2 separate regions of the Mus musculus genome follow, and region 2 is linked to region 1. The links are chromatin loops, found by intact Hi-C in ENCODE. Cell type or tissue: left cerebral cortex. All regions are shown on one strand.

The links. Hi-C counts contacts between places; a loop is a spot of excess contacts. Peaks named below come from ENCODE experiments on the same cell type or tissue, not always from the same donor. Only the 100,000 strongest peaks of a DNase experiment are listed, where the experiment ranks them.
Region 2: it touches region 1 in a loop (2.7-fold over the local background); 2 of 42 quality-filtered maps call a loop at or near these places.

What each region holds. Positions count from the first base shown.
Region 1 is chr3:20,817,431-20,825,430 of GRCm38, forward strand. Gm31552 (a long non-coding RNA gene) reads right to left here and starts at 4,931. Exons shown (of 4, transcript XR_389614.2): 1 at 4,869-4,931; 2 at 4,588-4,769. In left cerebral cortex, no CTCF peak of the experiment used is centred here; DNase peaks (open chromatin) are centred at 3,508, 4,071, 4,473 and 4,980; H3K27ac peaks cover 4,532 bases.
Region 2 is chr3:20,885,681-20,893,680 of GRCm38, forward strand. No RefSeq gene overlaps it. Among named protein-coding and RNA genes, the nearest start is that of Gm31552, 67 kb to the left of the region's middle. In left cerebral cortex, no CTCF peak of the experiment used is centred here; DNase peaks (open chromatin) are centred at 4,719 and 7,538; H3K27ac peaks cover 1,137 bases.

The sequences.
Region 1 (8,000 bases):
CATGAACAGAACATAAAAAATATGTTATTTTTAGTTTAATATCATTAATAAGCTTTCCTAAAAATTGAAGGTTGTCTTAAATTTTATACACATGCATACATATAAATACACACAAATACTACATACATATTTATGGTTGACACATTCAATATACAACAAATATATATTACCAGATGCATAAAATTCAAAGTCTACATCAGGAATACTAAATATCTTATAATAAGGCAGATAAAATTATATCAGAAGGAATGGTTTGGTTACTGCCAAGATATGCTTATGCTCTTAAGAACTAATTGGCAAGAGTAACAAGGTCTCCTGAATGGCTAAAACAGCAATAAACAAATGAGAATTTATTGAGGGTCAGTGTAGAAATGCAAGAGGAACAGGGGGAGGGGGAGGGGGTAGGGTAATTTTGGAGGGGAAACTAGGAAAGGGGATAACATTTGAAATGTAAATAAAGAAAATATCTAATAAAAAAAAAGAAATTCAACCAACAAGTTGTTGGGGATTATCTTGGCCATTCTCAGTAGGTCTTTCTCCCATTAGAGTCTCTCTGTCTGTCTCTCCTACAAATGAACCTATCATGAGATGCCTTGTGACATCCTTCAGAGCCCTGGCTTCTCTTTTTGCCATTTTGGAGACATCTCTGTCTGTCTCACAGTAAACACTGTGAAGATGTACTTTTCGTTCTAACAACACTAGGTGTTCAGGGTCCATGTTGCATCTTCCCAGAAGAGTAAATTATTGGGCCATCATGAACCATTTCTTTACAAGCACAGTAAATAATGCCCAGTAACAATTAAAATATGATCATATAAGAATAAAACCCATGAGGTTTTAATTGAGTTACACAGAATCTGTACAAAAAAAATCAAAAACAAAAACGATACAAAACAAAAACCATTTCTGTGTGTATGTGTCTCTGAGTGCCTAGTATCCATAGTAATGTTCCATAAAACCAGGTAACAGAAATTTTCACTGCTGTAGCTATCAGGACATAATTGCTGATACAGAGGAGTTTGAGGTAGGTAATTTGTAAACTGCCCACATTCAGTTTGCTGTGCAGTCTGTCTTGTGCCCAACAGCTATTATCTTTCAGACTATTTTAGAGATAGTGGAGTACAAATGGAATGAACAAGACCTCAGGATACACTTAGAAGTACAAACTTTAAAAGTTACTGTAAACTTTTTTTTCCCCTGACCTTTGGAAATATTTAGCACTAACATTCTACAGGTTGTTTTGTTCTACAAGTCTCAAACTCAAGGCAACCTGCCTGTTTGAAACTGAGTGATGAGATTATAGATATGAGCCTCTATTAGCTAAATTTTGCCAATTTGATTAACCCAAATGCATTCTCAAAATATTATTTTACATTTTCCTTTTACCCTCAAAAGAGATCATTTACTTTTCGCTCAAATTGTCTATTCTGCTATGAAGTGTTCTTTAGGGATGTCTCCTCACCTCTCTCCCTACTCTCTCTCATCTATGCATCTATCCATCCATCTACTCATCTATCCACCCATGAATCTATTTTCTGTCTGTCTGTCTGTCTTGAAGTTAAGTGGGTGATTTCCTTTCCCTTATAGCCGGATAAGAATAATCTCTAATTTGGATGCAGCACACTCATGACTCTCTGCCACCTCTCTTTCTCTTCTTCTCTTTCTGGAGATGGAGTATATCTATGTAGACTAGTGTGCTCTCTGTTTCCTGTGTGCTGGGGTTATAGTATGCACCAGCAATCATGACTTTCCAAAGTGTAATCCTCATCAATTAGTGTGTTAATCACCTAAGAATTTGTTAGCAATGTATGTTTGAGAGCACCCAAACCTCTCCAATCCATCAGAACCAAAGGAGGAGTTTAATTTGAATGTGACCGGCAACTTTAATGTGAGAACCACTGGATTTGATTCCACCAGTGGGGGATGGCTGTCCTTTGTTGCACTGTAGAATGCAGATTTATTTGAAAGCCAGCATCACATTCAGTTGGATGTGGCCTAATCTGTCTTGGGCAATATGTATTGATTTTAAAAGTCTTATAGAAAAGCCATCCCTATTTTTATGCAGTACTCTTTCTAGTCATGGACAACCCTGAATTGAATATGTATGTGATAACATAGTTCCCCCTTGTACCTTTTTATTTATGATATCAAAGATAATGGTTCACTACTAATTATAAAAGTGAAAAATTACTGTGAAGGAAGGTACCTCATATAACCCCAGGCTTTCCTTACTATTCTCAAAGCAGGGCCATTGACTCTCTTTAATAGAGACTTCAGGTGTTGAAAAGCTAATTCACAGCTCCCCAGCTGTCTACTTGTGGGGACAGCTTTCTTCTGCTCCAGGCAGTAATTGCTTGACTGCTAGCCTAAATTGCCCTAGAGAAGAAAGCATAGCTGAGCTTGCTTTTTATCCTGTGGATTTAGACTGGTAACTAGACTAGCTTCACAAAGAAGAACCAGGTCTTATACACAGTTTTTCTGTAATTCATGCTGCCTTCCAGTTGAGACATGAGGAACAAAATTATAAAGGCATCTACTAATGAATGTGTTGTTCGTTCTGGTAAGACATATTAGGTTTCCCAGGCTATGATAGGATGGCAGGGTTATGGCTGTAATAGGTTTAGATTAGTAGAGTGTAGCTTGACAAGTGAGAGGTAGTAATTCAAAAGAAAGCAGGCATAAGCAGTTAAGAGTTCATCCTGCTCTTTCAGAAGCCCTGAGTTTGTTTCTCAGAAGCCCTACTCAGGCAGTTTGCAATCCCTACAGGAAAATCTCCAGGAAAACAAGAAAACCAATACTCTCTTCCAGACTTCCCATATGCTCAACATATGTGTGAACAAGCGTGCATGTGTGCACGCACGCACAAGCACACACACAAGCACACACACACACATACATTCACATATATATACATGAGTTATTTAAAAACTATTGAAAGCAATCAAGTGATTGATCAGACTTAAAATTAGAGGATTCAAAATAATACAACCTCTTGTTCTTCCAGAACAAACCATTTTCTAAGTAAAAATGGGTACATAATGAGATAATAAACATTATTTCTTTTGCTCTCTGATGGGATACACAGGACTGATGTCAGATGCATTTCATAGATTCTGTCAAACACCAAGGTTTTTGTTGATGTCAAAGTCATAATGAAGAGGCAATAATAAAACAGTGGGGAGTGACCTAAGGATAGTAAGAGCAGTGTGTTCTTTCAGCATGTAAGGTGAAATTCCAATTCCGAATAGAAAGTGAAGTCTACAAGGACGTTGTGGATAGGCTTCTTGCAGCAGAGTCTATTCTTAGGAAAAATTTCAATTCTATGCTCCAGTGTCATAGTGCTTATGCTAAGTTCTATAGAGTGCCATTCTTTCAAAGCCAAACGGTATAGATTAATCTAATATAGATGTGATGCAGAAGTACATTCTCAGTATACTCTGAAGCTAGCATCTCTTCCACACAGCATGGATGAATCACCTAAATGCTTAGAAATACAGTAATGCAAGATTAGACTAGGCAGTTGCTTTAACTCCCTTTAGCATCCCTCCCAACACACACACACACACACACACACACACACACACACACACACACACACACAAAGTGCAGCTAACTGGAAGCTCAGGCCAGGGTCTGATATCCCTGTTTCCAGCACTCTGTCATAGTAATTAGTGCTTGTTTTGCAGGGGCCTGCCTTTTCCTTTTTTCATCCAGGAAAGGCCTTCATCATCTTGAAGGTTTGTTTGTTTGTTTGTTTGTTATCTCAAGTATCACCTTTTCTGGAGACATTTCATTGTCCTGATATTCCAGAGAAGACCTCTCCTATTCCACAGTCACATATTGTGTTTTCTATGTTAATTATTTCATATCTCTCTTCTACTCTCCTTTGAGCAGACACTCAATATCTTACTGTAGCCCAAATGTCAGTTTCTGGCATACAGAGGGATGTAAGGACAGATACTCTCATCCTTGGAGTGAGAAATGGCGCTATGGCTAGATTTTTGCTTGGGAATTGGGAAAACCCCTTAGGAAGTGACATATCTGTAACAATATTAAGTAGCTGTGTTGACTGTTGAGAATCAGTATTATAGACTTGAAAGGTATGAAAGTGACTGAAGGTGAATGAAGCCCCAAGAGGAAGCAGGTGAACTGCGTGGAGCAACAAGAGGGCCAATGAGTACTGCAGTGATGTTTGCCTAATCTCTAATGACAGACACAGAAACCAAAGTTAGGTGGGACTGCAGAGTCTGCAGCATGAACAGCAAAGACAAAGCTGATGAGCTGGTGAGATGTTCCGAGTTTGAAAAATACAGACAAGAAAGGAGAGAATTGGATGTCAGGAGAAAAGCAATACATTCTGAGGAAGTCTGTAGACTCTGCATCCTGGAGTTTTCCTGTGGTTATACAAAGTAAATTGTCACTGCCAACAGGAGTCCCACAATTCTCTGATACAGAAACTGTGCCTTCCACACAGATGCCAGAGCCCTGCTATACTTTAATAAGAAAGGAAGAATAGCAAGATTTTATTCCTTGGGTAGGAGTGTAGGTGGCACCACAGCTAAAATTAGTTATAAAAAAAAATGTTACCATCCTTTGTGCTGTGGTTGCTCTTCGTCGGTGTGATTTGGAGCACAGTCACAGGTGAACGACAACTTTCTTCTTTTCAGGCTTGCTATGTTTGCTTTCAAAGGTCTCTAGGTCTCTAGTCTCTTGGGTTAATTTTCATCACAAACACGTGCTCTAGACGATAAATACTTACTGGACTAACACTGCGAAGATAAAACGAAAGAAAGAAAAGATGAAAACAAAGGAAGAAAGAAACACAGAAACAAAGAAACAAAGAAAGGTAACTGGATCAAAAATTTTACAGGAAAACTAGGAAGAGTGGACATGGCTCTGTCCTGCCAGTCTCCCAGGAGGAAGGCTGGGAGGAAGCAAGCCACAAATAGTAACTGACAGCTCGTCAAGCTGTGCCTGGGTGATCCTGACTAAGACTGTTATATAAGCAGAGGTTGCTTTGCTTGTGATGAAAGGGAAAAAAGAATAAAAGAGCTATCCACACTTTCCCATCTCATTTGGCAGACTGAACTTGAAAGGTGTCATAAGCCTTATAAAGAAGGTTGATTTTAATGTGTCTGTCAGGCTCTTTTGAAGGTCTTTGTAGCTCCAACCATTTTTATGTTTGGAAACCCCAGCCTATGTAATGATAAATCAATTTAAATGCACAAGGGCCTAAAAACAACTAATTTGCATGCTTATATTTATATGAATTATTGTTGTTCTCTCTCTCTCTGCTCCCCATTCACTGTTTGCACATGTGCACATACATGCTTGTGTGTACATTTGTGCTCTTATGTAAGCATTGACAGATGTGTGCAATAACATGCAGCACCTTAAATCGTGGTTAAAACTACTAGACTTATAGAATATGAGGATTCTCTCTCTATTCCCATTTCAAGTTAGGAATGCTGGTATTAGGAACTCCTGCTACTATATTCAGATTTGTGTAGGTTCTTGGAATATGAACTCAGGTTCTTACAGCTCTAAAGCAAGTAATTTATCCACCAAGCCATCTTTCTAGCCATATTTTCATTCATTGGCTACATATTAATCACTATTTATTGAATACTTATTGTAACAACTCAGTATTATAAAACTGCACTGTGTTTCAAATTTGTTGGTTTTTATGACATTCATAGGTCATGAACATTACTTCTGATAACATCCATGGATAAAGTGGCCTGCTGATAGTTTAACAGGCTTGTTTCTCTAAAGAAATGTTCTATGTTGAAGCTATGGCCTCTGAGAGTAAATTTAAGTTCAAACATTGCAGCTAAACCCTGTATTCCAAGCAATACCTTATCTTTCTTTCTGTCCCACTCATCAGTAGCACCATCCATGCAGTTTCCCTGTGTTACATACAAATAGACAGAAATGAAGCAACTTGGATAAAGTGATCACACTCATGAAAGATAAAATGGGTTGTTATGGAGACAGATACAAACACCAGAAAGTTCAAGGAAGTAATTTTTTCCCTTTGCGAAAATATAGGTAACATGCAGCCTTCTTTATTTTGCAGTATTGCCATATAGAATCAAGTATGATAGGTATGTTGGGAGTGTTTATTTTTGTTGTATAGTGGAAACAGTAGAGGATGGCAGTCAGAAAGATCTGGTTTTAAATTCCAGATTGTTTCTTTGAATAGCAAACATAGTTTTTGAGCCTGCCTGAAATCCAGCCTCCCAACCCACAAGGAGGTAGTCTAGGATGAATACTGTCCATGTTTTTAACTATCCAGAAGCTGAGGGTGTGACCTTATGGGGAAGTAGGATCTTTGCATATGTAAGTGGGTGATGATAAGGTTGTACTAGACTGAAACTCCACTCAACTAAAATTGGCTTTGTTTTGTTTTTCGGAAGAGAAATTTGAACATAGATACAAGAGGGCAGAGATCACACTGGTCATCCACCAGCCAAGGCATACCAGGAACTAAAGAAGAAGTGTTATTATCTAATACTGTCGAAGGGACCCTGTTTGCAACTGGATTTTAGATGCCCAGCATCTAGAACTATGAAAGAATAACTATGTGTTTAAAGATACTTGACCCATCTCAATATGCTATAACGGTCTTAGAGATTCTATAGAAGGATCCTATAGAAGGCATTAATAGCAGTGCAATCTCTGCCACTCTGGATGTGACCTGGGTCTTGGCGCACTGTTATGGAAAGGAGCATGCAGCAGGTCCATTGGAGGCATCAAACATCGCCTCTTTCTGCCTTGTTTACTAGCTGCTACCCTCATTTCCAATTTTTATCTCCCAACCTATTGCCATCACTGTGTTCAGTATCTCCTGACTCGCAATTATCTTTTTGACATAGTATTGAGGTTAGGGTTTCTTTTACTGTGATGAAATATCATAATCAGAAATAACTTGTTGAGGAAAGGGTTCTTTTTGCTGACGGTTTCATATTACAGTCCATCATTCAGAGCAGTCAGAGTAGGAACTCAAACACGAAAGAGCCTAGATATAGGACCTAATGTACGGGCCATGGAGAAATACTGATTACTCGCTTGGTCCTCATGGCTAATTCATTCTGCTTTCTCATAGCATCCAAACCACCTGCCTAGGTGTCATACCACTCACAATGGGCTGAGACCTCCCTCATCAATTACAAAGAAAATGTCCTACAAGATTCTCTACAATAAAATCAATTTCTTCATTGAGATCCTGCCCCCCCAGACAATTCCATCTTCTGTCAAGTTAGCATAAAATTAGCCAGAACATTTACAATAATATAGCATAAACAAACATGGATTCACATTTTAAGTGGTCCTCCAAGTCACTGCTTGCTTCTTCCTGCTTTGCTCTAGTTAGGGTAGATAGAGTGGAAGGGTACATGAAACCAAACGATGAAAACTCTTTGACTATTATAAACCTGTATCCCAGCTTGCCTGCCATGGATAAAATGTTACTTATACACAAAACAGAAAATGAAAGTGGTATTGTTATCTGTACTTTCCTTAGAGGTCCATCATGACAAATATGAAGGATTTCAATCACAGTCCCCAAATTTATTGAAACTCTGTCGCCAGTCATGTTACTTTCTGTTCACTTGTCTTTGTGGTTTTAGTTTGCCTTCTATCCTTCAATCTGGGCTCCATGACACCAGAATACTGTTGTAAAATTTCTCTGGAAAGCAAAACAGTGGTTTTACTCACACCAGAGAGTTAACTAGTGACAGATCCCCAAGATGATTGCTTTCAACTTCACAGGTGAACCAACAGGTTTTAGTGAGATTACTTTTAGTACCATAGGTAAATTAAAAATTGCTATACTAGTGAAGAAAATATCTTTCCCCCTCCCACAACTGTTAATAGCTTAAATATCCTCCTGGAGGTATGGGGCCTTTGAACCTCTCCATATAACAGCCATTATCTATAAAGGACTGAAGAAGGGCAGAGCATCATGAATACCCCTTTCCCTATCACAGCTGCTAAAA
Region 2 (8,000 bases), 68 kb after region 1:
TTTGTGATTGGGTTACTTCACTCAGGATGATACCCTCCAGGTCCATCCATTTGCCTAGGAATTTCATAAATTCATTTTTTTAATAGCTGAGTAGTATTCCATTGTGTAAATGTACCACATTTTCTGTATCCATTCCTCTGTTGAGGGGCATCTGGGTTCTTTCCAGCTTCTGGCTATTATAAACAAGGCTGCTATGAACATAGTGGAGCATGTGTTCTTCTTACCGGTTGGGACATCTTCTGGATATATGCCCAGGAGAGGTATTGTGGGATCCTCCGGTAGTACTATGTCCTATTTTCTTAGAAACCGCCAGACTGATTTCCAGAGTGGTTGTACAAGCTTGCAATTCCACCAACAATGGAGGAGTGTTCCCCTTTCTCCACATCCTCGCCAGCATCTGCTGTCACCTGAGTTTTTGATCTTAGCCATTCTGACTGGAGTGAAGTGGAATCTCAGTGTTGTTTTGATTTGCATTTCCCTGATGATTAAGGATGTTGAACATTTTTTCAGGTGCTTCTCTGCCATAGAATGACCTTTTCTATTGCCGTTCTGTGAAGTTGCGTATGTACAGCCAAAGCACAATAGATAATGTTTACCTGAAATGGTTAGGTCAGGTAACAGGGTCAAGAGTGGGATGGCGTTTTCCCTTTCCTCATTGCTAATTTCCAATTTGGTTTTACTGACGTTCAGTAACACACTATGTGATCTCAGCTCTTCATAGTTGTGGGTCTTACTTTATAGTGTAGCATATGCTCTATTTTTGTTAAGAGTTCATTTATGCCTAAGTAGAATTGTTATTGTGTACTTGTTTAGCTGCAGTCATCAGTATTTAAAGTGAGTCTGCTAATGTTTCTGTTTATACTGCATCTTTCTAATCAGGTTTGTGTTTATTCAGGTACTTACAGAAGATGGTGAATGAAAATTTCCCAATATGTGAAGATATATATCTCTCTTCCTGTACTGTTCATTACTACAATATAATAAAAAAAAAAAAAGAGAATTGTGCACAATTCTACTGGGCTTATCCTATTGCTATTATAAGCAATATATTATCACTTCTAATAGGGCTTTTGTTATAAATGTATGTGGCTGATATTAATATAGAAATATAAACATTTTTGTTAGCTACTTGCAAAAAATATTTTCCTCTCAATATATGTTATTTGTCTTTTGTGTTCTGTTTGCTTGTTTTATGCTTTATTGCTCTTGTTTTGTGTTGTATTTCAACCTTTTTGTGCTCATTTCAAATATTTCATTAAGAAAGCTCAGACTTATACTCTTTATCTTGTTGACAGTATTTGCTCCTTAGTTCAAATTTTATTCCATCATCCCATTATTGACTATCATGCTCATCTTTCAGCATATCATGCTCTTGAGTATTTTCCATTTTACTAATGTCTTCTTTGTTTAATTTCCTTTTGTCAGGGCATATACTTATATTCATAAACAATACAAGAGCTTGAGAAAAATCAACTATAGACCTCATATCTTTTGAATTGCTATTTTATCTAATTTTTATTAAATCTATTTTTAAATCAATTGCATTTTCTTATTATTTTCAGATGTCTATGTCTTAGTCCCTGTTCATTTCCTGTGAAGAGACTATAACCAAAGCAATTCTTATAAAAGAAAGCATTTAACTTGGGGCTTACTTACAATTCAATGCTATCTTTATCATTGTGGTCTGGAACATGGTGTTAGGACTGCATGATCCAGGAGAAGTAGCTGAGAGCTACATCCTACTCTGCAGGCAGATAGAAAAAGAATACTGGGCCTGACATGGACTTTTGAAACATTAAAGCCTACTCTTGGTGACTTAGTTCCCCCAATAAGGCCACATCTTTACAAACTTTCCAACAGTCCATCAACTGGTAACCAAGCATTCAACTATATGAGCCTATGGAACCATTCACATTGAAAACACCAAAGTCTACCCTCTGGCTTCCATGGAGGGTTTTTCATAATATAAAATTGCATTCAGTCCAATTTCAAAAATTCCCATACTCTATCATAGCCTAAACACCGTTTAAAAGCCCAAAGTTCAAAGTCTCCTCTAAGACTCTTAACTCTAACCTCTTCAAAACAAGAGCAAAATGGAGACCATTTCTTCAGTCTGCTCCACACTTTGTCTCCATATTTGCTCCTGTGAGTATTTTTGTTCCCCCTTCTGAGAAGGACCGTAGCACCCACACTTTGGCCTTCCTTTTTCTTGAGCTTCATTTGGTATGTGAATTGTACCTTGGATATTCTGAGCTTTTAGACTAATATCCAGTTATCAATGAGTGCATACCATGTGTGTTCTTTTGTGATTGGGTTACTCAGGATGATATTTTCTAGTTCCATCCATTTGCCTGTGAATTTCATAAAATCATTGTTTTAATAGCTGAGTAGTACTCCGTTGTGCAATTGCACCATATTTTCTGTATCCATTCCTCTGCTGAAAGACATCTGGGTTGTTTCCAGCTTCTGGCTATTATAAATAAGGCTGCTATGAACATAGTGGAGCATGTGTTCTTGTTATATGTTGGAGCATCTTTTGGTTATATGCTCAGGAGTGTTATAGCTGGGTCCTCAGGTAGTAACTATGTCCAGTTTTCTGAGGAACCACCAGACTCATTTCCAGAATGATTGTACCATCTTGCAATCCCACCAACAATGGAGGAGTGTTCCTCTTTCTCCACAGCCTTGCCAACATCTGCTGCCCCACCTGTGGACCCATCCCATATATAGTCACCAAACCCAGACACTATTGTGGATGCCAAGAAGTGCATGCTGACAGGAGCCTGATATAGATGTCTCCTGAGAGGCTCTGCCAGAGTTTGACAAATACAGAGGTGGATGCTTGCAGCTAACCATTGGACTGAGTACAGGGTCCCTAATGGAGGAACTAGAGAAAGGACTGAAGGAGCTGAATGGGTTTGCAATCCCATAGGAAGAACAATAATATCAACTAGCCAAACCCCTCCCCCTGACCCCATGTCCGCAGGGTTCTCAGGAACTAAGCCACCAACCAAGGAGTATACATGAAGGGCCCCATGGTTCCAGTTGCACTTGTAGCAGAGGATGGCCTTGTCAGGTATCAATGAGAAGAGAGGCCCTAGATCCTGTGAAGGCTCAATACCTCAGTGTAGGGGAATGTGAGGGTGGCGAGGGGGTATGGGTGGGGAAACACTCTCATAGAAACAAGGAGTGGGTGATATAGTGGTTTTTTCTATGTGTGGAATGACAATATATCATTTGAAATGTAAATAAAGGACATATACAATAGAAAAAAGGAAAAAAGAAAACACAGACCATTTTCTTCCAACATACCATGACATAGAATGTACACGACCATTTCAAATAAGAAAAGGTGCATAAAGAGAAAATGCTTGACCAAAGCAAACTCCAAATTCTCTATCTCCAAGCTGATGTCAAAGTGCTCTTCAGATCTCCAACTCCTTTCAGCTTTGTTGAACTGAAAAACACTTTTATCTCTTGAGCTGTTAGCACTGGCAGGTATTTTATGACTCTGGTATCTCCAACATTTTAGGGTCTCCAGCAAAGTCCAGGTTTCACCTTCTCAGCTTCATGCAATGGCCTTTCAAACTCTTCATGTAGTGACTGCCTTGACAAATGCCTGGTGTCATTGACTTTACTTAAATGAAGAGAAAGATTTCTAAGCGCCCTTTTCTTCTTGACTGTAAAGCCAGAGCCAGGTGGCTGAAGCTACCAAGATTTTCTGCTTGAAAGCTATGTACTGACCCATAGTCACATACCTTCTAATATTTGCCAGTAGTCCAACAACTGTGAACTAAGTATTGCAATGTATGAGTCTATGAGGGCCTATCTTACTCAGACCATCAGTCTGTAAGTACAGAATCAACACACTTTCTCTTATTTTGCCATTGCTTCTTGCAGTTTCATGTTCCATCTGAAGGAGTTGTTTTCTCCTTAATTTTTAACATGATTTGAGCTGTGAATAACAAGGGGGACATATATTTTTGGCTTTTGTATTTCTTTGTTTATTTTGCATTTAAAAGCTGTTTCTATACTCTGTTCAGGCTATTATACTCTATTGAAAAGTTAGTTCTCAGTATTGCTATTGTTAATTATTACCACTCTAAAGAAGAGTTAGTAACATTTTGTATTTTTCTTAGCAGTTTGACTATGACATCTTTTTACATTTATATTTACTTGTTGCATAGAGATGATTGAATCTACAATTTAATTCTGTTGTTTAATTAGAAACACTTGGCAAATATTTCTTCAAATATTGCTTATTTTACCTTATTTTTGTTTCTCCTTCCTTTGGGAACTTAAAAACAAAATGTCTTCCTGAGCCTAGATTATTGCTCTGTGCCAGGGTCTTACCCTTTAATGTCACTTTCCAAAATAGAATATGTCAAGAATATGTAAAAGACCACTGACCCCATCATGCTATGACTAAACAGCCAGTTCTTGATAGCCTGAGGTCTTATGTTCCTAGTAGAAATCCAGGCTTGCCCTTCAAATTCCCTCTCCTTTGGGGAAGTAGATTAGACTGACCCCAGTTTACTGACAACATTTTAAAATACTGCAATACAAAAGATTTTCAAATCAGCAGTATTTATATGACTCAGCTTTGTGAAATTATAGAGAAAGTGCTACATATTTAGAACTGTCTAGGGCAGGGGGAGGACTCTGGAAAATGCTCATAAGACTTAAGTAGATGAGAGTTATAAGAGAATATTAGAACAGAAAGGGGAGTGATCCCCAGAAGTCCAGCATATTTATTAGGCAACTGTTTCCGACACCACTGTCCACCGAGAGAGAAAGCTGTGCTTCTTGTGTCATGGGAGTTACAGTGCTAGGTAAGCTGCTAACAGATGGTAGAAGGGGAGTTTGTCACCAAGAGATCACTTCTGAACTGTATGAAGGCTGTACATACAGAAGGTCATTCTTTTAGAATTCAGGAAAATGGCAAGGTTTCAGGTATGGTATTTAAACGATGTTGTACTAAACTACAGCCTTCCCCTTAAATTCATTTTGCAATATTGGTACTTTTTAGCACAGTCATTCTGTAAATTTCCAAGCATCTATAGAGAAACTATCCCTCCATATCCTGACTAATGAGTAAAGTTAGAAATAAATTTATATTATAAGGATGTAAAGATGGTTTAAGTTTATCTAATTGGCCCCTTCGGGTGGTTTTTAGGGGGCCATGCTGACAATATCTTTGGAAAACTGGCTTCTTCTAGCTTCATATAATATAAATATTAACACTCTCTCTCCTCTCTCTCTCTCTCTCTCTCTCTTTCTCTCTCTCTCTCTCTCTCTCTCTCTCTCTCTCTCTCTCTCTCTCTCTGTGTGTGTGTGTGTGTGTGTGTGTGTGTAAAGGGGGCATGTGTAACACATTGTACTTGAGGATGACAGATTAAAACTTGCAAAAGTCAGTTTTTTTCATCCCAAAATGCAGATAAAAGAAAGAGAACTTAGATTATTGGGCTTGATGACAAGCTATCTTCCCCCATGAGCCATCTCAGCAGCCCCAAAGCCTTTAATTGTATGAGGTTTGGGCTCTACACTATAGTCTTCTTTAAGAAAAAAAAATCATTTTAATTTTTATTTATATGTATCTATGTGTGTATGTCTATTAGTGTACAACATGTGCGTACATGCCCCTAAAGTTCAAAAGAAGGTGATGGGTTAGAGGGAAGCCATCATTTCAGCCCCCACTGAGAGAAACAATCTGGAAAGTAAACTAGGTAGTAAATATTATGACCTGACATTCTCTCCTTGCCGACAAAGTCCTATTCATAAACTAATGGAAAAAGAATTTTATGTGATTTAGAAGTGCTAAAAAATTATAGTTTGGGGAAGATATAGATTGGTTCCCAAAAGAGATCTTTGATAACCAGGCTCTTTGGACACACATAGGTCACTATTACCATCTCCTGCAATAACTTATACATAATCATTGGTATTGAACTATGTATGTCATTACAATAAATGACAATAAATGTTTACTGACTTTACAGTCAGAAATAATATATAACAAGTAACTTAATGAACATTGTTAATGAAAAAATAACATTTATTGAGTACCTGTATATTTATAGTACTCTCGCTCAATGTGACATAACTAGGCCAAGAGTAATTAAGCGTATCCTTTTAGGACATTAAATGTTTTCCATTTTATCTAAAGAATCAATATTTCCTCTCTCTCTTATTTTACGTTATTACAATTTTTAATATTTTCCTAATTTAACATTCTTATGAAGCTTTGTATCTTTAGAGGTATATTAAAATCTTTAAAGAGCATTATCCATATATAGCTCAATATAAATCATTCTTTATAATCAAGCTATATGTATAAAGTAATTTAGGGAGACTCTTAAAATGGAAGAAAACCTCACACCACATTCCAAGTAACATGGGTGATTTATTTTATTTTTATTTTCAGGAAATACAGCCTACATGCTGAAAATCATTGCTCAATGCCAGATCCCATGTAAGGAAGTTGGGTGTGGTAGTTAATGCTTATGATTTTAGTTGTGAAAGGCAGAGACAGGCAGATACCTGGGGCTCACTAGCTGACTATCCTCACCTCCTTGTTAAATTCCAGGCCTTTGAGAGATGAACCATGCTTGAGGCACAACAGCTGAACTTATTCTCTGGTTCCTCCACACACATTCACCTGCCATATACACACATGCATTTGTTCACACAAATAATTCTCTCTCTCTCTCTCTCTCTCTCTCTCTCTCTCTCACACACACACACACACACACACACACACACACAGAGAGAGAGAGAGAGAGAGAGAGAGAGAGAGAGAGAGAGAGAGAGAGCACAATAGTTAAGTAAAACTGTTCAAACATAACCAGTTGAAGTAACCAAAGAGGCATTTTTCAATGTTTTACACCAATATGATTTAAAATTTTATATTACTTTAAAGTCAATCTTAAATATGAAAGTATACTTTATAGTAACATTCTTAGGAATCTCTGCAAGGCTCATGAACAGGATATGATCAAGGCAAAGTTATCCACTCATCTTTCAGCATCTTCCTGGCTTCCTGTGGGAGGAGAATGCTTACCTAATTGGAGGTATGATTAGAGTTTGACATTCACTTGTGAATGCCTTCCTACTGGACACAATTATGATCATAAGCATGGCAGTGTTTTAATATCGCACTGCATATGAGACCTTCCTTGCTGAATGACACATTAAAAACTCACTTTGTGAAATGAGAACAATACTATCCAGTGAGGTTCCTGATTCACCCATGGCTGCAGGCAGCTAACATGTAGATTGCATGTTGTTTTTCATTTTTTTTTTCTCTTTAAGAACAAGAGTCCTTGTTTTCCTTGTAAATACAAACTGGAGAAGACCTGAGAAGTGACTATTTGGCAGACATGCCTGTCACAGCATCTCTAACTGCCACTGCCACTGACAGCAGTCACCTGTGTGCATTCAGTGGAGAAACACTTCGGCAGATTTAAAAAGAATTCTGTGGGAGTTTTGACTCCCAGAATATCTAACTTTTTTTTTCTCTTGTGGAAATGACTTCTTTTCTGTCTCTGACATTTTAGTGATCAGAAGGCAGCTGGTCTCATCTAAAAACAACAATGAAATGCATGTGACTGGAAGATAGGGAAATGCTAGTCTATGTTTGAGAGAGCTGTAAATTGCCATGGTGTTTAAAAAGCTTGCAAAAATTAAAATAATATGTTTCAGTGATGGAGATGATGGGGTGGAGCAGGGTTTTCTATCAAAAGATGGTGCTGTGAATGTTTTGATAGGACTACTACTAAACTTAAAAGATTGCTTTGGAAAAAAGATGAAATTCTGACATTTTTAGATTAGCTGAAAATATTTCTCTAATCCTCTTGTTATAATAAAATCCACCAGTGTTGAAAAATAGAAATAATGCACACATTCAAAATTTAGTCTCACACATGTAGGAAAAATTCTACTGCATTTCTATGGCAACTGCCTGACAGATTCTGAGAAATAAGTAGGGAGTAAGAAATATT